5 separate regions of the Homo sapiens genome follow, and all the other regions are linked to region 4. The links are chromatin loops, found by intact Hi-C in ENCODE. Cell type or tissue: endothelial cell of umbilical vein. All regions are shown on one strand. Links, peaks and the distances in the headings refer to the core of each region. The heading gives the core; the rest is flanking DNA. Region 1 overlaps DICER1-AS1 (DICER1 antisense RNA 1). Region 2 overlaps CLMN (calmin). Region 3 overlaps DICER1 (dicer 1, ribonuclease III). Region 4 holds the start of LOC105370638 (a long non-coding RNA gene). Region 5 overlaps CLMN (calmin).

Region 1 (4,523 bases), core at 232-4,231, 190 kb before region 4:
GGCTGGATCATTTGGCCACTTTCTGAGTCTGAGACACATTATGTTTAATTCAAAAGAAAGATTCTTTTCAAATATTTAATTATTCTTCTTGTTCCATTCATTCATTCCTTCATTCTTCAACAAACATCTTTGGAGCACTGGTCATGCTCTAAGACTGCCCTGGGGACTGGGGACATAATGGAGCGTAAGCCCTAGTGTGTCCAGTGGGAGGGTAGGATGTTACGACCCCTAGTTTACCTCTGTCCCCTGCCCTCCCACTGGACTATGAGCTTCCCAGAGTCACACAGACTTATTCTCCATTGTGACTCCAGTCTCTCAGAGAGTCATAGGCACAAGTTACAAAGGCGCTTTTCTAAGGGTTAATGATCTTAAAATCAGTAAACCAGTTTTTTTAGTGATCTCTGGTAGTTTGCTTAATATAAAGAAATCTAATTATATAACTTTCCTAAAGGTTATCTGTTTAAAAAGTCAGCAAAAGATGACTTAGTTTTTGAGATAAATAATAATAGTAGTGATACAGTAATGATAAATAACATGGATAGAGCATTTTTTCCCTTAGAGATGGGGTCTCCCTGTGTGGCCCAGGATAGAGTGCAGTGCTTATTTACAGGCATGATGATCGTGTACTACAGCCTCGAACTCCTGGGCTCAAACAATCCTCCTGCTTCAGCCTCCTGAGTAGCTGGGACTATAGGCACATGCCACCACACCCAGCAGACAGAGCACTTTTTATGTGCCATATCTTGTATCAACAGATGGATCGTAATCACCTGATCATTTCTTCTCCCGAATCTTATCTTGGTTAAAAGTGCTGCCCAAGTCCAGTTCGTGGCCCAGTACGGTGCATCCCACTGGTAAATTTGAACTCTCTCTTGTGACAGAGAAAATTCTGTTTCCTCCTCTTTGTACTGTTATTGCCTGGTTCTGGTTCTCTATTTCTCTATTTTCTGTCTCTCTAACCTGCAGTCCTAATCTGCTACCATCCACACTCTCCTTTGTTGCAAGCAAAGCCTATTGCCTGCTGTCCTGTCCCTGCCCTGCATCAAAACTCTCAATGTCTCCCCAGTGTCTGCAGACTTTTTAATCTAGAGTTCAAAGTCTTCAGATGCTGGTTCCTGCTTATGTAACTTCTTGCATTGCTAAGAAGTTAGTCTTCTAACACCTTACTAAGCTTTAGCCACATCAGGCTGCACTGTTTCCTACACACATGATGAAACTTTGCACCTCCATGCAATTGTTCATGCTTTTCCTCTTGCCCACAATGCCCTTCCTCTTTCTGTGCCCTAGAAATCCTGCCATTCTTCAGTGCTTATCTCAACTGGTCTCCTCCTTTGGGAGGTTGTCCCATTCTGTGACCTGATACCGTACTTGCTCCAGACCCTACTCCCTGCAGCAGAAAGAATTTCTTCCTTCTCTCTACTTCCAAGGCACACTACATATACTTTTATTCTAACACTTATCACAGGGTATGGTTTTTCTTGAGTATCCATTTCATCTACCAGACAATAGTTCCTTGAAAGTTCTCTTAGTTCAGAAAATGAAATCTGGCCTGTGCTAGGCACAACTGCTGTAAACAAATGACCTGGTCCTTCAAGGAAAGGGAAGACCCTTTCCTTGCCCTCCGATGGTGGTCAGCCTGGGATAAATGGGAGCACCACTGGCCTCTCCTTACCCTTTCCCCTGCATTTCCTTTTTCCTGCCCATCTCTCTTAACACTTTCCAAACGTCCTTCCCCAACTCATCACTTAATTTTATCCCACTCCAGTGATTATGATTTTAGGTAAAGCAGAGTAACTCTTTTACACTCTAAAACCTTGGCTTTTCTGAGTCAGCATAAAGTCAGCAGATCACCAAATGTCAGCCTGGACTAGGGGCTGCCCTCATACTGCTCACCTAGGAGCTCCTTGAGGGCAGCATCCTCATGTTAATTATATTTATATCCCTCAGAGTCTAGCAAAAGGCTCTGAGCATGACATCACTTACAAAACTCCTAAATTCATTATGAAAGTAAGTCCGTAAAGACAAAAGCTGGAGATATCCAATTCAAAGTATTTACAGTAGATGGAGCTATCTATTTCACTGTGGTCCACTCTGTATTTCATGTATCATGTGAAATTATTAACATTCTGGCAATTAATCAGTTCATACTTTTTGAAGAAGCATATTAAAAACCATGAGACTTGCCCTGTTTATTCTTGTAAGCTATAAGTTGCTAGAAAATATTAGTTTCCCTAAATATTGTATTGTTATTAAAAGCAATTGATATAAGTAATTGAAGACATTAGAAGCCAGAGATACAATGAAATCTTCAAGACTTCAATAGATGAAATGTGCAAAGGACATTTACATTTCCTGTAAGGGCAGCCAACTTATACATGGAGAGTTCAACCCTCCCACTTGTCATCTTTAAAAAGGCAAGAAAATTATTCTTTTACAAATATATTTCTAAGATATGTTTTCTAAGTTGACCAAAAGTGTAAGTGCCCAAATCTGATAAAGTTCTGTTGAAACTGTTACATTCGTAGTAATGATAATTGCTAGTCTTTTGGAAATCAACTTGGTAGGAAAAATAAAAATAATCCTTCTTTTGAACTGCTGTGCTTTTGTTAAGAAATAATCTAAAAGGAAAAAGTCAAATTCATGAGGTCATTTGTTACAGCATTTTTTATCGTAAAATATTCAAACAACCGAAATAATAAAATATTAAGTGACTAAGTAAAATATGATATTAGAATTATTTGTCATCCTGTAGCCATTAGAATATGTATGCAATCAATTTAGAGGTAGGGAAAAATGCTCATGAGTGAGGGGGGGCTGGACCAAACTCAGAATATAATCTTGTATGTATTCTCTGTTAGGCTTTCTAAAAATTATACATAGATAAAACAAGGATTGAATTAAATGGAAAAATTAAAATTGTATATATATGTTAAGTGATTACTAGTGAAATTTTTTTTTATTATACTTTAAGTTTTAGGGTACATGTGCACAACGTGCGGGTTTGTTACATGTGTATACATGTGCCATGTTGGTGTGATGCACCCATTAACTCGTCATTTACATTAGGTATTTCTCCTAATGCTATCCCTCCCCACTCCCCCAACCCCACAACAGGCCCCAGTGTGTGATGTTCCCCACCCTGTGTCCAAGTGTTCTCATTGTTCAATTCCCACCTATGAGTGAAAACATGTGGTGTTTGGTTTTCTGTCCTTGCGATAGTTTGCTGAGAATGATGATTTCTAGTTTCATCCATGTCCCTACAAAGGACATGAACGCATCCTTTTTTATGGCTGCATAGTATTCCATGGTGTATATGTGCCACATTTTCTTAATCCAGTCTATCATTGATGGACATTTGGGTTGGTTCCAAGTCTTTGCTATTGTGAATAGTGCTGCAATAAACATACGTGTGCATGTGTCTTTATAGCTGTATGATTTATAATCCTTTGGGTATATACCCAGTAATGGGATGGCTGGGTCAAATGGTATTTCTAGTTCCAGATCCTTGAGGAATCGCCACACTGTCTTCCACAATGGTTGAACTAGTTTACAGTCCCACCAACAGTGTAAAAGTGTTCCTATTTCTCCACATCCTCTCCAGCACCTGTTGTTTCCTGACTTTTTAGTGATTGCCATTCTAAATGGTGTGATATGGTATCACATTGTGGTTTGATTTGCATATCTCTGATGGCCAGTGATGATGAGCATTTTTTCATGTGTCTGTTGGCTGCATAAATGTCTTCTTTTGAGAAGTTGTCTGTTCATATCCTTTGCCCACTTTTTGATGGGGTTGTTTGTTTTTTTCTTGTAAATTTGTTTGAGTTCTTTGTAGATTCTGGATATTAGCCCTTTGTCAGATGAGTAGATTGCAAAAATTTTCTCCCATTCTGTAGGTTGCCTATTCACTCTGATGGTAGTTTCTCTTGCTGTGCAGAAGCTCTTTAGTTTAATTAGATCCCATTTGTCAATTTTGGCTTTTGTTGCCATTGCTTTTGGTGTTTTAGACATGAAGTCCTTGCCCATGCCTATGTCCTGAAAGGTATTGCCTAGGTTTTCTTCTAGTAGGGTTTTTATGGTTGTAGGTCTAAGATTTAAGTCTTTAATCCATCTTGAATTGATTTTTGTATAAGGTGTAAGGAAGGGATCCAGTTTCAGCTTTCTACATATGGCTAGCCAGTTTTCCCAGCACCATTTATTAAATAGGGAATCCTTTCCCCATTTCTTGTTTTTGTCAGGTTTGTCAAAGATCATATGGTTGTAGATGTGTGCTATTATTTCTGAGGGCTCTGTTCTGTTCCATTGGTCTATATCTCTGTTTTGGTACCAGTACAATGCTGTTTTGGTTACTGCAGCCTTGTAGTATAGTTTGAAGTCAGGTAGCATGATGCCTCCAGCTTTGTTCTTTTGGCTCAGGATTGTCTTGGCAATGCGGGCTCTTTTTTGGTTCCATATGAACTTTAAAGGAGTTTTTTCCAATTCTGTGAAGAAAGTCATTGGTAGCTTAATGGGGATGGCATTGAATC
Region 2 (4,442 bases), core at 1-4,000, 96 kb before region 4:
AGCCCTGACCTCCTGGGTTCCAGCGATCCTCCCACCTTAGCCTCCTGAGTAGCTGGAACTACAGGCATGCATCAATATGCCTGGCTAATTTTTGTAATTTTTGTACAGCTAGGATTTCACTATGTTGCCCAGGCTGGAACTCCTGGGCTCAAGCAATCTGCCTGCCTTGGCCTCCCAAAGTGCTGAGATTATAGGCATGAGCCACTGTGCCGGACCCCTGCATCTTATTTTAATAAATCCTCAGCCAGCCTTGTGACCTCGGAGTGCCAGAACTGGATTCGAGGCCCCACTTAGCAGCTGTACAACCCTGGGTTAGTCCCGTAAAACATTCAGTCTTTAAGCTCAGGGAGAATCACAAATCCACCATGCTCAGTACAGAGGGCTCAATAAATGGCTAGTGTGTTTACAAGACCACAGAGGCGCGCAGAAGCTAAGGTTACACTACTAGAAAATGAAGGAGGAAAGACTCACATCCAGGCCTCCCAGGGTCCATGCCCTTCACAGGAAAGCCCCCACTTCTATGAGCATGTTTAGAATAAACACAGTGTGATGGTTACTTTTATGTGTCAACGTGACCAGGCAATGGCACCCAGAGATGTGGTCAAACATTATTCTAGATGTTTCTGTGAAGTCGTTTTTTAGGTAAGATTAACATCTAAATCACACTTTGAAGGCTGGGCGCAGTGGCTCACACCTATAATCCCAGCTCTTTGGGAGGGCAAGGCAGGAGGATCACTTGAATCCAGGAGTTTGAGACCAGCCTGGGCAACATGGATCTACCAAAACACCGTCAGATCTCATGATAACTCTCCATCTCTACCAAAAAAAAAAAAAAAAATTAGCCAGGTGTGGTTGCAGTGGCTCATGTCTATAATCCTAGCACTTTGAGAGGCCAAGGCAGGAGGACTGTTTGAGCCCATGAGTTTGAGACCACCACATGCCAAAACCCTGTCTCTACAAAAAAAATACAAAAATTAGCCAGGCATGGTGGTGCATGCCTGTAGTCCCAGCTGCTCTGGGAGGGTGAGGCTGAGAGGGTCTCAGCCTGGGAGGCAGAGGTTGCAGTGAGCCGAGACTGTGCCACAGCACTGCAGCCTGGGTGAAAGAGTGAGACTCTGAATCAAAAAAAAAAAAATCCCCAGCTGACTTTGAGAAAAGCAGACGGCCCTCCATCAAATGTGGGTGGGCTCCATCTAATCAGTTAAAGCCTTAACACAAAGCGTGACCTCCTCTGAGCAAGAAGGAATTCTGCCAGCAGGTGCCTTCAGACTTAAACTGCAACTTTTCCTTGCGTCTCCAGCCTGCTGACCTACCTTACTGACTTTGATCTCGCCAAACTCCACAATTGCATAAACCAATTCCCTAAAATAAGTGTCTTTCTCTGTATGTAGACTCATCCTCTTGGCTGTTTCTCTGGAGACCCCTGACTAATATGCATAGGTATGACTCCTGGCACAGTGCGTGCTACAAAGAGGAGAAGGCACTACCTGTGAATCAGACCATCTGTGAGTATTTGCAATTGCCCAACCATATCAATTTCTCACTTTCACTTCCTGGTGAGTCATATTCCGAGCAGCTGGCTAGGATCAGAAGAAACAAGGCATTCTTTTCATGCTCAGACAGAGCCCTGTTGAACGTTTACCTTCCTGAAGAAGGCAGAAAGAGGAAGGGCCTCCTAGTGACATTCTCCAGCCTTGAGGAAGAAGAAAATTCTGATTTAATGAGCTTGAGTTTGAATGTAATCAGATTTTCTCTATAGCAACAGCTCCACAACACAATCCTCTTGGCAGCTGCAACAACCAGCCATCTCCTGATGAAACCAGACATCTCACACACGGGCCACTGGAGAAGCCACCGTCGAGGCACAAGATGCCAGAGGATGGGACCACCCCACCTGGTCATCAGCTTTAGATTTGAGTGGGAGTAAGCAGGTAGTGCCACAGTCCTTTGATTTGGGAATTTACAAATGCGTATCTAAAAGTATGCTTCCCCTGAATTGAAAGTCTTTCCTCTAAGATCTGGAACGAGACAAGGATGTCCACTGTCATTACTTTTATTCAGCATAGTACTGGAAGTCCTAGCTAGAGCAATTAGGCAAAAGAAAGAAACGAAGGGCATCCAAATGGAAAACGAAGTCAAGTTATCCTTGTCTTTAAATATAAAACAACATAATCTTGCATTTAGAAAAACCTAAAGACTCCACCAAAAAATGTTAGAACTGATAAATTCAGTAAAGTTGTAGAATACAAAACCAACATACAAAAATCAGTAGCATTTATATGACGAAAGCAAACAATCTGAAAAAGAAATCAAGAAAGCAATCCCATTTACAATAGCTATAAAAATATAAAATACCTAGGTATAGATTTTGCCAAGTGAAAGATGGCTACAAGGAAAACTATAAAACACTGATGAAAGAAACTGAAGAAGACAAAACAATGGAAAGATATTCCATGTTCATGGATTGGAAGAATTAATATATTAAAATGTCAAGATCACCCAAAGTGATTTACAGACTCAGTGCAATCCCTATCAAAATACCAATGACTTTCTTCATGGAAATATAAAAAAATTCTAAAATTTCTAAAAATTCACAAAAGACCCTGAATAGCCAACGCACTCTTAAGCAAAAAGAACACAGTTGGAGGCATCACACTATCTGACTTCAAAATACAGTACAAAGCCAAGTAACCAAAACAGCATGGTAACTGGCATAAAAAAAGACACAAAGACCAATGAAACAGAATAGAGAACCCAGAAATAAATCATGAATTTACAGCCAACTTATTTTTGACAAAGGGGCCAAAATGGGGAAAGGGCAGTCTCTTTAATAAGTGGTGCTGGGAAAATTGCATAACCATATGCCAAAGAATAAAGCTAGACTCCTATTTCTGAGCATACAAAAATCAAATCAAAATGAACTAAAGACTTTAAGACCTAAAACTATGAACCCACTAAAAGAAAACATTGAGGAAATGCTCCAGGACATTGGTTTGGGCAAAGATTTTTTGAAAAAGACCTTAAAAGAACAGGGAACAAAAGAAAAAATAGACAATTGGGATCACATCAAGCTAAAAAGCTTCTTCACAGCAAAGGAAACAATCAACAAAGTGAAGAGACAACATACAGAATGGGAGAAAATATTTGCAAACCATCCATCTGATAAGGGATTAATAACAAGAATATGCAAAGAACTCAAACACCCCAACAGAAAAAGAAACCCCCAAGTAATCCAATTATAAAATGGGCAAAGGACACAAGTAGACATTTCTTAAGAGAATACATACAAACGGCCAACAGGCATATGAATAAAGTGCTCAACATCACTAATCATCAGGGAAACGCAAATTGAAACCACAGTGAGATATCATCTCACCCCAGTTAAAATGGCTCTTAACCAAAAGACAGGAAATAACGGATGCTGGTGAGAATGTGGAGAAAGGGGAGCCCTCATACACTGTTGCTAGAATGTAAATTAACACAGCCACTATGAAGATTCGTCAAAAAACTAAAAATAGAAGTACCTTATGATCCAGCAATCCCACAACTGGGTAAATATCCAAAACAAAGGAAGTCAATACATCAAAGAAATATCTACACTCTCATATTTATTTCAGCACTATTCACAATAGCCAAAATATGGAATCAACCTACGTGCCCATCCACAGATAAATGAATAAAGAAAATGTGCTATATATACACACAATGGAATATTATTCGGCCATAAAAAAGAAATCCTGTCGGTTGCAGCAATATGGATGAAACTGGAGATCATTATGTTAAGTTAAACAACCAGGCATAAAAAGACAAATATCACATGTTCTCACTCATGTGTGGGAGCTAAGAAAGGATCTCATGAAAATAGAAAATGAATTTATGGTTATCAGAGGCCAGGAAGGAGAGAGGGGAGAGGGGATGAAGAGAAGTTGATTAATGGGTATAAAAATTCCGTTGGATAAAAGGAATAAGACCTAGTGTTCAATAGTTCAGTACAGTGACTATGGTTGATAATAATCTCTTATATATTTCAAAATAGCTAGAAGAGAAAAATTTGAAGCACAAAGAGAAGATAAATGTTTGAGGTGATGGATACCCCAATTGCCCCGGTTTGATCATTATACATTATATGAATATATCAAAATATTGCACATACCCTGAAAATATGTGTATCGTTTATGTAACAATTTTGTAAAAATAATAAATGAACTATCTGTATGTGCAATACCTTGGATGTATCTGAAGGGAATTATGCTATGTAAAAAAAAAAAAAAAAGCCAATCTCAAATGATTACACCACCATGATTCTTACTGATACAACATTCTTGAAATGACAGAATTCTAGAGTTGGAAACTGGATTTGAAGTTGCTGGGGGTAGTGACTGAGAAGGAAGGGTGGGGGCATGACTATAAAAGGGAACCACAACTAATCCTTTTGATGGAAC
Region 3 (4,000 bases), core at 1-4,000, 260 kb before region 4:
GTTTTTAAAAAACCAAAAAACTTGTGAAGGGGGAAGACGAAGGGTGTGCATCAATGTTGATTGTAACAACTTTCCAGTGTTCTGACAAAAAAAAGTTGCAACCTTCAAGCATTTTTTAAATACTACAAATATTTTAAACTAGACTCAAGATATAAACACTACATTTGTCTGAAAAGAAATAGCAGTAAGCCAAGCCATATCTCTAACTATTTATCTTTTCATTTTTTTAATTAAGAAAGAAACACCTTTTCAAGAATAAGGAACACCAAAAGCAACTGTAGCGGCAGACCTCAAGGAACATTTCCTGCTAACAATCTTAGACTTTCCAAGGCAACATGAAGATGTTTTTGATTGGTCCTTAAGAAAAAGAGGGCCAAACTGCGATTTTTAAAAAATCAGACAATATTTTTTTTTTATTGAAAAAAACCTTCTGTATCTTTAGAAAGGTGCCACCATAAGCCAAAAGTGGCAGAGCACAAAAATCACAAAGGGCTGACTTTTATCACAAACTGTGTGATCCTGGGCAAAGCCTTTTAGTGCCTCTGGGTTTCAGATGCTTCATCTACAAAAGAGTGGGGTTCTGTCTCATAAAATGTTTTTCAAGAGCACTTCAAGCCTTTTAAGAAAAAACAGCCACATGAAATCCTTTTCTATATCATTCAAGTCAACTTTGATACTCTCGTCTATTAAGAGGCGTTTTAGCATGCAAAGGTTTCCACTTAAGCCCATTTGCTGAAGGGCCAGAGCAAGGTAGGGAGAATGGCAATGCAACCAGCCAAAACCACAGTGTATCTTTTCAATATAATGCAAGGGCCTATATTTCAATAAAAGTAACTTACTAAATAAAAATCTGAACAGTATTTCTAATGAATTCCAATAACCAAAGTGCCATCAGAAACATTAAGAAAAATAAATTGAACTTTGTGTTGTATCTTAAAAAAAAAATCAATGACATGCCAATGTCACCTTCATGCTACAAGTTTTTAAAAAGAGCCAAAAACATTATGAAACGGTATTAACAAAGGAGGATGACTGTTACTGGAATGTTATTCATAGAAATACCATACCATTTCTAAAGTTGAAAATCTATACATTTTCCTCTAAGGTTCTACATATTTCTAAATTAATAACAAATAATTGTTCGGACCTAACTTGCATTAAAATATTCCCTTAATGCTTTTCCAAATAAGTTCTAATTCTGTAATAAGACAAATACTACATGAGTTAAAAACATCCTCAATAAATAGGTAAAAATCCAAATAGTGTCACTGAACATGCTACCTGGAAATACTTAAAGGCAGATATATAGGATACATGCATCACAAAGAAGACATGGAGAAAATGGATATTTAAAAATATAACCTTTGAAAGAAAAAAACGGTATTATCATTGTTGGCCTGAGGTAAAAATGAAGTAACAATGAGCCAATTTATTTTTAATGCAAAATAAATCTCCAAGAAATGAAACTGTCTGAAGCATTGCCTTTAACTTCGGAAGAGGCACTAGAACTCTCCCAGTCAACCACCACTGCGCTGGTTCCTGCAGTTTGGAGGCCCTCCCAAGTGCCCTCTGGTGGCCTTCAAGACAAGACAAAATGAAGTGGCTGTTGCTGATATTTGGAGTCTTCTTAAGTCACTGGCAAGATTTAAATTATTTCCAGAAAATAACAATCTTTATGGATGATTTTTTTTTTTTAAGTTCACAGGAGTCCTGACTGGGAAAACCCTGAGCTACAAAAGCAAGATTTTACTGAAATTAATTATTTCACAGACAGACTGGAGATCACAGGTCACTGAAAAGTCATTTCACTGAACAGAGCTAAGGATCTAGGATAAATTGTAATAACAGCAAAGTGAAATTTTTTTAAAGAAGAGCAAAACTCAAAGTCAAAACATCACATACTCTTATGCCTTTGGAAAAGAAATAATAAAAATAGAAATTTGCCTCCATCAAAATTATAATACTATTTCTGAATTCAGTGAAAAGACAGTGTAATTAAAGGAATTAATTAAATATATCAAATATCTACTCTATTATAAACATACCAAGAAAATGAAACAAAAAATTAATAAAACAAATTATTTGGCTCACCGAAAAGTAAATCCCTCCAGTTACACACACACACACACACACACACACACACACACACACACAAACTTACCATTTCATCTTTTTCCCATTTATCTGTGTTGCTTTTGTCTTGATTTACTACATAACCAGGAGGAAGCCAATTCACAGGGGGATCAAATATTGACACCACCATGCGGCTGGGTAGTCCCTTCTTTTTTCCAAGGCGATACAGATTACAGTTGCTGACCTTTAGCAGAAAATATTAGGATACTTATCCATAAATGATCACTGCTGGAATTCATTCAAGGCATATTAACATATCCTCAGTTAAATGTTCTTAAAATTAATCAATTAATTATATGTCATCAATTAATTATAAGGGCTCTACAGTTTTTCTACCCATTCATGTTATAAAAAGAATATTAAATTCCCACATATTCTATGCTTTTTTGGTGTAAATATTTCTGAATATAAGATGCAGAGCAGAAAAAATAATGTATATAACTATGCATACTCCTTATGAATGACTGAGAAGAAACACTTCAGACAATATCAAAGCCTTGAAAATACAACCTGATGATATAAAATGCAAACTGCTAACTGGAATTACCAAAGTAGAAAAGAACCCATAGAAAAAGTCAAGATGTCACAATATTTTCAATGAAATGGGGGGAGGATGCCATCAGCTCTAGCTGCAAAGTGAAAACTGGCACCGAACAAAACTGAAACAATGTTATATTCCTAGAATCGAAGCCACAAACGGGATTTCAACTGTAATGCTCTCTCAAATATTATTCCTTTGTTTTACAGCCATTTCAAGACACTTTTATTCAACTTAAAAAAAATGAACCAAAAGGTTTCTGTTTATTCACATTAATGGAACAGCTTTACTATCTTACCCTCTACTCCGGTCTGTTTTTCCTAATGCCTCTATCTCCTTCTTAATTTCTCACATCATTGCATTTCTGTCAAGTTAGTACTTGGAAACTAGGGTCTAGAATTGTCAATCCCATTTTCATTTTCATAAAGCTCGGTTCCTTATTATTAAGTACTTCATTAGCCCTCTTCCCATGTAACTCAACTATTGTTTAATAGACACCCCCCATATGAGAGGCACTCGATTGGGCAACCCTGAGGGAACGATGGCAGCAGGACAGAGGGGCAGTCCTCGTGACACACAGGCTAGCAGGGAAAAGGAGGGTACGTGTGACCACTATAGCCAAAAGTACTCTCCCTCTCTGCCTGAAACGTAGCAGGCTGAAATAAATGCTAGCTTCCCTTTCCAAGCTAAGAGAACAAAGCATCACAAGCGCCAAGAAGAGGATAAAGTACAACGTGGACTCATGGGAGGGAAATCACATTCCAAGTTGACAGAAATGGTGGGCAGGATGAAGAAAGAGCTACGTAAGGTCTCAAATATGGGGCAAAATTCTGGACAGGTAGAGATGGAGGCAAGCCCTCTGCAGAAGGAAGGACAGAGCAAGGGCCCCAAGGCTGGGGGTCTGAGCGTGGAGTCTGTCCAATGAGCTGCAAGGGGCTTCCACCTGCTTAGGATCCAAAACGCATCAGGGCTGAAAGGGCCTGAACAGCAGGCTGAGGGAGTGATCATTCTTTCTGCAGAAATAAGGAGTAGAAGGTTTCTGAGCAGACAAATGGACGAGTTTTGTAATAGAAAGTCACCTCTGTCTTGTCTAACAGAGTATCCTATCCTATTGCCTATGCCACACTTGTCCAAGCCTCTGATACTTTCTTCCTGCAACCACCTCTTGGAAATCTCATCCATTCTCAGAGCTTCCGTATGGCGACTACTCTACAAAACCGTATCTGAATCCTACAGCCTCAATTATCTGAACATTTCCACTTCATATTCCATGAGGTCTAAAATCTCAACTCTAACATGGACTTCCCACATTTCTCCCTACCTCCCTGC
Region 4 (4,000 bases), core at 1-4,000:
CCTTGACCTCCCAGACTCAAGCGATCCTCTCACCTCAGCCTCTGGAGTAGCTGGGACTATAGGCACGCACCACGACACCTGGCGAATTAGTTTTTTTTATTTTTTGTAGAGATGGAGTCTTGCTATGTTGCCTAGGCTGGTCTTGAACTCCTGGGCTCAAATGATCCTCCTGCCCCGGCCTCCTAAAGTGCTTGTATTACAGACCAGAGCCACGCTTCTATTAGGGTCCCCACCTCGCCCCCTCCCTGTCTTCATTCCTCCAGGGAACAGGCTGAGTCCCTACCTGAGCCAGGCACTGTGCTTGCCCTGAGAATGTGGAGTGGCAACCATTTATTGACTGTGCCATCCTGTTTCCGTATCTGTGACTCCACCAGGCAGACCTCACTGCTTACCCCACAAGGAGCCCTGGCGCCTTGAACTGTGCCTGGACCACAGGGCAGTGACCAGTGAGCGTTTATTAAATGAATAAACAAATGCACAAATGTTCCCAGTGAATGATTTTGGAAAACGCCCAAGTGTTGTTTCAGTTCAGTGAAAAGCGAACATTTGGCTTCAGCTGAGGTTCACTCCACCGTGGGTTGCTGGGTCATTTCAGTTCAGGGCTCTGTTGAGGAATGTGGGGTTTTGCCTGGGTTGGGTTGAGAGCAGCAATGGGTGCCTTTATCAGGGGCAGAGGGGCGCCCGGAAGCCTTTCTTTTGAAAGTCCCCGTGACCCCTAGCGCTGAGACAAATGCACCGTGTCGCTGCCCAGCGGCCGGCAATTCCCGCGCGCGCCCCCCAGCCCCCGTCCTCCCAGGCGCGACCTTGATGGAGCGACCCTTGGCCGCGGCGCCGGGACTCAGACAATGCACAATGCGCCGAGCCTGGGCCGCAGCTCCTCAGCGCGGCCACAAGCGCTCTATTGAGCCGGCTGGCGGCGGGCGCTGGAGGCGGCGAGTGGTGCGAGGAGAGGTGCTCTGAGGCCTCTTTGTTCAGGGGCTCACGTGGGGGCAGTTGCTCCGCCGCCCACACAAGTATGCAAAGCCTCCCTGACCCTGGCGGTGGAAAAAGCCTGCCGGCCACCCCCAACCAGAACCAGAATCGGGGTCTTATTCCATACCAGCAGCCCTGCCCGCCCATGCCTTGAAATCTCTATTTTCCGGTGGGGAAATTGAGGCCAGAGAGGCCAATGAGCTTGTGTGGACCTGGCCAACCTGAGAAGGCCTAGAAAGCCCCAAATTCACAAGAATGCATTAATAGGGGATGAAAGCCATAGTGAAAGAGATCATGGAAGAGGCCTCCTGTTGGTTTGGGCAAGCAAGGACGCGGTGTTTTTGATGGGCCCTCTACAGGGGGCGGGCCAGGTAATGGAAAGAATATGGGCCTTGGATCCCGGAAGTCCAGGCTCAAATCCTGGCTCTACTTGCGGTGTCTATGCAATCTTGGGCAGGCGTCTGACCGCTCTGTGCTTTTGTATAAAATATTACCTAGCTCACAAGATAATACACGCCCAGCCCTGGATCCCAGGGGACAGGCAGCCCTCTGGAACCACAGGATCTGACACTGTCGGGGACAGTGGAAGGGGCCCAAACTTCCCACCTGGAAAGACCTGAGACGCTTATGCTTTGATGTTTATGGACTGTGTGGCCTCTGAAGCTGCCTTTCTTATTTGTAAAGTGGGACTAATAATACCCCAGTCAGAGGGCTCCGGTGGAGTTTTAATGAGGTCACACAGTGAAAGCATCTGGCACATAGTAGGTGCTCAGTAAACAGCAGCTGTAGTGATTGCTGTGTCATCCCTGAGGATGCAGGATGTCACCCAGGCTCTGCCAGGTAGGCCAGCCTGGGGTGGCTTGCAGACAGGTAGGATCCTTGAGTCTCTTCAGGGCTGGAGACGGCCTTCCACTCCTGGGGGAGGACCTTGGGGAGGGGCACACCAGGAGCAGAAGGTGTTTGAGGTCGGCCAGTGTGGAGGCAACAGTGCCCCCTACTGGACAGTCTGCAGAGTCCGAGGGTCTCCGGCACCTTGGCCCGGTTGAGCTGCCGGGACCTGGCTGATCCTTCTGGAGGAGGAGCCTCTCAGAAATCTCCGGAGCTGGCCCCTCTCCCAGGTGAATCCTATTGTGTTGGCCGGAGGCACTACCCTCCCCACATCCTGCCAAGGACTGCCTTTCTTAGTTCAGCCGAGTTCATTCTTCTGTTTCTCTAACATCTTTCCATCTCTGGCGTCTTTCCTTTGGGAAACAAAAGTAGAGAGAGCTCCACCCAAATTAGCTGAGTTATTATCTGAAACTTGCCAACGGACTTTCTGACCCCAGGAGAGTAGATGGCGGCTCTGTGTCGCAAACAGAGCCACAGCCTCGACAGTCACCTGCCCTCCTGGAGGCACTGGGGCACTCGGAAGGGGGCGATGCATGTAAAAGTGCTTCTCACCTGAGAAGTCCTTCCGTCTCAGAAACGGGAAGGGTTCGTCTTTCTCCAGATTGCCAGCAACTTTCTTTCGGATTATATTCAATAAGTGTGCCATGGAGCAGATGTGAGCCTGGGTATCCGGCAGGCAGAGAAACCTGGAGAGAGACAAACGCCACACAGATAGAATTTCCATCACAATTGATGAACCTCTCTAGTCCTCTGGCGTTTCTGCAGAAGGCGAGGGCAGTAACGGGGCTGCTCATTGGCTTGCTCTGATCTGGGGATGGCCAGTTGAGACGAGTCTTGAATCTTTCCATGCTGTTTAATGAAACAAGCGAATGTGGCCCTTGCTCTGGGAGCTGGACTTTATCACCCAAGCAGGGTTAAGATTACTTCGATGGGCTTTTCTGACCTGAGGGGTGACCTGTGTGTGATCTCTGGTTTTCCAGGTGCAAGGGGCTGGTCCATGAGACGTCCACTTTTGGCTGCAGTTAGGTAGCAGTTTGCTAAGTTAGAAGGATAGAGAAATAGAAGAAAAGATACAGGGGTCTGAGAAGACCTCATGTCAAGCCTGTAGCATCTCCCACTGGGGCCCCGTTCGTGACAGCTGACTACCTGCCTTGCTAATTGCTCTTAGCACCCTTTGGCCAGCCTATCTGTGCACATATGCAGAGAAGGACTATGTGACTGAGCCGTGGGCAGTGCAGAGGGCTAAGAGACAGGCTGTGTGGGTTGAAGCCTGCTTTGCCCCTCTTCACCAACATCCACTAGGTCTACCTCTTCCCTGTCTTCTTGGTGACAGTTTGGATTCTAGTGACAATTAGCTGATGCCCTCAAGGAATTCACATCACAGCTCTGAGTTTGGGAAGGTAGGACTAGCTGAGCTCCAAGTCCCTCCAATCCTGGAACTGACTCTTTCCTCCTCTCTCCTCCCCAGAAAAGGGAGTGTGGGCTCCCCAGCCAGAGAGAGGACCCAGCTAGTCACTTGCCTGCCCTTTGACCTTTCTAGTCTCCCGTCCTCATCCAACCTTCCCTGTTGGATTCTGTGAGTGAAAGGAGACAATGTTTTGAGGTCCCAGCACCCCGGGGGGATGCTTAATCAGTGGCCATTCCCTTCCTCCCTCCTTCCCTCCTCCTATCCTCTCCCTCCCTCTTCTACCCTCTGGTCCATTATCTTGGCTTTCAGTTGGCCTCAAGTGACATAAACAATAAATGCCCCCTTTTTTTCCAACTGCTTTATTAGTCTTTAGTCAGGAGGTAAGAATAATAACTATAACTTACAAATTTATCTATAAAGGTAAGTCTTTCTCTAAGAAGGTAAAATAAACAAACAAACTAAATCCCACTAATAGTAGACTTTTCCCCAGGGACTAAAAACCACATTTGTTTTTTTCCATCAAAAGCAGTGCTTTCAAGTGGGGTGGGAGAGGGAGGGTTGTCCCCCATAAGACATTTTTGGTTGTCACTCCTGGAAGGAGATGAACATCACCCAGGGGGCAGAGGCTGGGGACGCTGTCAGACGTCCTGCAGTGCCCAGGACAGCCCCAGCACAGTGAAGGATTTTCTGGCCCCAAACACCAACGCTGCTGAGATTGACAAACCCTGGTCT
Region 5 (4,497 bases), core at 498-4,497, 110 kb before region 4:
TGGGACCCAGCAGTGTGCCAGCCCAAGGGGCCTTCTGAACATCCATCCCTGATTGGATGGGTCACTATGGCTATATTGGTGGAATTCTGACCTGGAATGAAGTCCCTACATGGTGCTTTTCTGGCACTGAGCCACTGTGAAGGGATTTCACCCAGGCCAGCATTTTCTATGCCTAGGTTCAGGTATCCAGGGAACTTCCCTGGCTACATAATGAGCAGCAGATGTACACATGCTTGGCCAAGGCTCAGCCATCTTGGCATTTAAATGGTCAATTAAGGTGCTGCATCTGATTGGCCCCTGGGAAGAAAAGAGGTGCTGTGCCGCATGGTGCCATCAGGCATGAAGGAACCTCCCTGAGTCGAGAGGCTGCTGGTTGTCGGATCTCTGCTGCACAGCTCCATGTCTTTTGGGCTTCCTCTTTGCTCTGCACTGTGCACACTTCATCCTTTACTCTGACCCAGCCAACCCAGGAGACAGGCACTATCATTATGGTGTGCACACCAGAAGGGTCTGCAGACCCACTTTTGTATAAGGATGTCTCCTCCCTTACCACTGATCCACGTGGTAAGAGCACTGGGACCCTGGCAGCCAACAATGTGGTCAATGGATCAGGGTTGCACCTGAATCCATTCCTTGGAAATTCAGAATGGGACTATGATTCTGGACTCCAACTGACTGGTCCTTCGAATCAAAGGGATGGTGTGCAGGCCATTAGCTGCTACGTGGACTGGAGAGCAAAGACTAGTGAGGAAGGAAGAAAGAGAGAGACATAGAGATGAGAGAAGAGGAGAGAGAGAAAAAGAGAGAGAAGGAGAGAGAGAGAAAGCATGCAAAAGAGAGACCTGTTCTGGCCAGTTCCTGAGGCCCCACTACACCCTAACCCTTGGGTTTATGCAACTCTGCTACTCTTAAAGTAAATCCAACTTTTTAATGGTGCTCTCATGGGTTTCTGTTGGTTACAATTAAAAGCAGCTCAACTAATTTCTTCAATAAGCAAACTGCAAATGAAAAAAAAAAAAGAGGAAAGAGGGGAAAAGAAACTTGTCAAGAGAGGCTTAAGAGACACACCAGCTCGTTGCAATGTATGGGCTTTGATTCAGACAATTTTTTAAAATATTTTAAAAAATCATTGTATTCTGAAAGTTTGAAAACATAACTAAAATTCTTAAGAAAATATAAAATGCCAAAATTAGGGCAAGAAGAATTGGGAAATTTTAAATAAACCAATGAATGTTAAAAACAGCAACATAGAGACCTTGACTCAAATATTTCTGATCCCCATCTTGCAGCTGTGCTAACCAAGGCACAGAGACGTTAGGTTACCCATCGAAGAAATGAGAGCGAGGTTTGAACCCCAGGCCTGGCCCTAAAGCTCACATCCCTAACCATTACACAGTACTGTCCGTTGACCTCGTCCCTGACCAGGACACCAGATGTCACTCATAGCATGTCCCAGTAAACCACAAGGAAATCATTAGCAGAAGTATTCCAAGTCCTTCCAAATTAGGTCACCACCCCCTGCAATGCTGCCTGCCACCTTGGAGGGTCCCTCTGCAGATGGATGCGTGCTTTTGGTGGTTATTTGCAATTTCAAATATTTTAGTCAGTTCTTCCCTTCTGCAAGGGAAGAATCCTGTCTTCAAAGTCTAAATGCCATAAAAGGGCTTCCCTGCATAAACAAGCCTGCAGTGGGGGGAACTGGAATAGGAAACAACGTTTTTATCATAAGCTTGCCTGTATATTTTTTCTACCATAAGTATATATTTGATAAAAGTTTTATGTTTTATTTACAAAAAATTACTATGTACCCTGTACATAGTGCAGCATTTCTGATCTTCTGTCTTCAACACCAATCGGGGGAAATATTTACAAATGTTATATTTGACAAGAAAATTTTCTTTGTACAAAATGAGTGGGTATCTACAGTAGAACAAAATTGAAAATTACAACAGAAAAAAAGGCACATGGATTAAATTATTCTATGACAAATGATTTCCTTTCATTCTTCCTTCTACGTTTGTTGCATTTTTGATGGCTTAACACTATTTTGACCACATTGTGTGTGCACCAGTAAGGTATGCTGCATAGTGGACACAGCTGGCTGCCTGCCCAATATCTTTTCTCGCCTTTCCTGAATGGTAGCCGTTGTCACTGCTATTTATCTTGCTTCCTCTTCATCACTGCATGTTGAGCAGATAACTTGTCTTTTAGTTGATTAGCACAAGGAACCAGACACATTCAAACCTGGTGGGAAACTGGCACAGTCCTGCCCGATCCTGGACTTTGCACCCTAGCTGCAATAACATAATGAAACTTTGTAGCCCTCTCCCTTGGGAAGAAGGTGAGTCATGTCTGTGTATTGGAAAAGGGTATGTACAAATATCTTGGGAAGCTAATGGGGTGGACCGAGACAGATGCTGCTGGTTGCCTCCCCAATATCCATTTTCCCCTTCTTTCTAACAAACAGAATCCCAATTTCTTTCCTTTTCTTTTTCTTTTTTTTTTGAGATGGAGTCTCCCTCTGTCGCCCAGGCTGGAGTGCAGTGGTGCGATCTCAGCTCACTGCAACCTCCGCCTTCCGGATTCAAGCAATTCTCCTGCCTCAGCCTCCCAAGTAGCTGGGACTACAGGCGTGCACCATCACACCCAGCTAATTTTTTTTGTATTTTCAGTACAGACGGGGTTTCACTGTGTTAGCCAGGGTGGTCTTGATCTCCTGACTTCATGATCTGCCCACTCAGAACCCAATTTCAAGTTAGCAATCTTCCTGGTTTAAAAACAACCATTTCCCAGCCTTCTTGCACTCAGAGGTAGCCATGTAACAAAGTTTGGCCAAGGAGCTGGGAGTGGAACTCAGGGAGTAGGGGTTCCAGGAATGCTTTTTAAAAGGGGGCAGACAATGCTGGTGTGTGCCCCCGTTCCCATTCCTTTAATCTGCCTTCCCAAAACAAAGGTGCGAAGCTGGATTACACAACCGCCACTGCTAAGAATGACTGAGCAGTGAACAGAGGTAGCTGGTTCCTGAATGGCCCTACTGGGCCCCAGAACTGGGCCAGGCTGTCTCTCTCTGGGCTTATTTGTATATGATCAAGAAATCCTCTTTGATGAAGCCATTGTAAGTCAAGTTTTTGTTACTTGCAGGTGAACGATAAAATAGACATCCTTGTGTTATTACAAACCCATCATGTGTGACGGTAAACAGAATGCTTACTCAACCATATCCCAATTGTTGGATATTTCAGCTAGTTCCAATGTTTTTTTCCTGCTGCTATACATACTTCAGTAATAAGCATTTTATGCATAAATGCCTGTGGGTACTTGCAATTCTATAGCACTTTACAATCTGCAAAACTCTTCCAACTCCATTCTCTCATGAAGCCAGAGAAAAATAATTCAAGATAAGATGGCTCGGCAGACAAATAACAGGCAACAGGCTCTCTGGGATGTGTTCTTCCCTCTGTTATGTTGCCCCACATGTAACTTCTTCACAAAAAGCCATGCAGTGTTCATAAATATTGGCGGCTGAGCCAAAAGCAAGAAATGCAAAACAATTACACATCCTGAAGAGCTACAGAGCATGTCATCCAGGTTCTAAAACCCTGCAGATTAACTCTATTGGAGGTCACCCCGTTAAGTCAGGAAGCCTGTCTCTTACTTCAGGTACAAAGAATGAACGAATGCAGGGGACTAAGGCATAAACAAGGGCTCATGAATACTGTATATTGCTTGGGGCCTCTGAAAAACATAGGGGGACTGGCCCAAAGCCTCAAGATGATGAGCTACATGTTTGCATGTGGGAGCTGGGAGGGGAGGAGAATGGAAAGGACAAGCACTAGAAAAGGTGGCAAGGACTAGGAGATCTTGCAAAGGTATTAGGAGAGGGCTGGTTCTTAACGACAGTACAGGAAATCTGCTCCAGGGACCACCTGGAGCCAAACATCACCTCCTCTAACCTCTGGATTTCCTGAGTGCACTTTTTATTTCCCATGTGGTATGGAATACGCATTTGGCGTCTGCACTCAATGATCTCATGTGTGTGTGTAATGGGGGGTGGGTGTCGCAGGGCCAAAGGCAACGTCCATCTTCTTGGTTCTTAGACAATGATGATAAAACCACCACCCACCATCCTGCATTCTAAGAAAGCTTTGTGCCTCTGCATGTGATATTCATTTTGTGGATGGGATCCAATCATTCTGGCTGTGAATCGAATCCCATATTCTCACCGGCCAACCCTATAAAATCAGAGATGTAGTAAAAGGGACTCGTCTCCTAGTCAAGTGGTCTTTGCACTCTTTAAAACACATTTGTTCCCTACTTGTCCGATTCTGAATGTCTTCGATTGTATAAATACAATTCTTTTGTTACAGAACGAGGACGACCTAGCATCTGAATCAAAAAGGTCATTGTATACCCTTGAGTGTGAAAACTAGGAACCTGTATTTATTAAGTTCTGTGCATGGCTCTGGGCACTTGAGAGATAGGTATTATTATCTCTGT

Evidence for each region. A loop is a pair of places that touch in the nucleus more often than their neighbours do. Peaks named below come from ENCODE experiments on the same cell type or tissue, not always from the same donor. Only the 100,000 strongest peaks of a DNase experiment are listed, where the experiment ranks them.
Region 1: it touches region 4 in a loop (10-fold over the local background); 4 of 110 quality-filtered maps call a loop at or near these places.
Region 2: a loop joins it to region 4, with 7 times the contacts of the local background. A loop is called at or near these places in 3 of 110 quality-filtered maps.
Region 3: it touches region 4 in a loop (9-fold over the local background); 3 of 110 quality-filtered maps call a loop at or near these places.
Region 5: it touches region 4 in a loop (5-fold over the local background); 2 of 110 quality-filtered maps call a loop at or near these places.

What each region holds. Positions count from the first base shown.
Region 1 is chr14:95,172,557-95,177,079 of GRCh38, forward strand. All of the region lies in intron 3 of DICER1-AS1 (DICER1 antisense RNA 1), which reads left to right. Among named protein-coding and RNA genes, the nearest start is that of DICER1-AS1, 17 kb to the left of the region's middle. In endothelial cell of umbilical vein, for the core only: no CTCF peak of the experiment used is centred there; a DNase peak (open chromatin) is centred at 2,075.
Region 2 is chr14:95,264,119-95,268,560 of GRCh38, forward strand. All of the region lies in intron 1 of CLMN (calmin), which reads right to left. Among named protein-coding and RNA genes, the nearest start is that of CLMN, 54 kb to the right of the region's middle. RefSeq lists enhancers at 1,059-2,258, 1,489-1,538, 1,779-1,828 and a silencer at 1,279-1,338. In endothelial cell of umbilical vein, for the core only: no CTCF peak of the experiment used is centred there; a DNase peak (open chromatin) is centred at 1,533; H3K27ac peaks cover 1,907 bases.
Region 3 is chr14:95,097,619-95,101,618 of GRCh38, forward strand. It overlaps DICER1 (dicer 1, ribonuclease III), which reads right to left. Exons shown (of 27, transcript NM_177438.3): 22 at 2,162-2,317. Among named protein-coding and RNA genes, the nearest start is that of MIR3173, 38 kb to the right of the region's middle. In endothelial cell of umbilical vein, for the core only: a CTCF peak has its summit at 1,570 (motif pointing left); no DNase peak of the experiment used is centred there.
Region 4 is chr14:95,359,661-95,363,660 of GRCh38, forward strand. All of the region lies in intron 2 of LOC107984710 (a long non-coding RNA gene), which reads left to right. It overlaps LOC105370638 (a long non-coding RNA gene), which reads right to left and starts at 2,620. Exons shown (of 2, transcript XR_944172.1): 1 at 2,413-2,620; 2 at 1,686-2,213. RefSeq lists enhancers at 329-949, 950-1,569. In endothelial cell of umbilical vein, for the core only: a CTCF peak has its summit at 1,991 (motif pointing left); no DNase peak of the experiment used is centred there; H3K27me3 peaks cover 187 bases.
Region 5 is chr14:95,247,105-95,251,601 of GRCh38, forward strand. The region is part of intron 1 of CLMN (calmin); the gene reads right to left. Among named protein-coding and RNA genes, the nearest start is that of CLMN, 71 kb to the right of the region's middle. In endothelial cell of umbilical vein, for the core only: no CTCF peak of the experiment used is centred there; a DNase peak (open chromatin) is centred at 2,177; H3K27ac peaks cover 2,558 bases.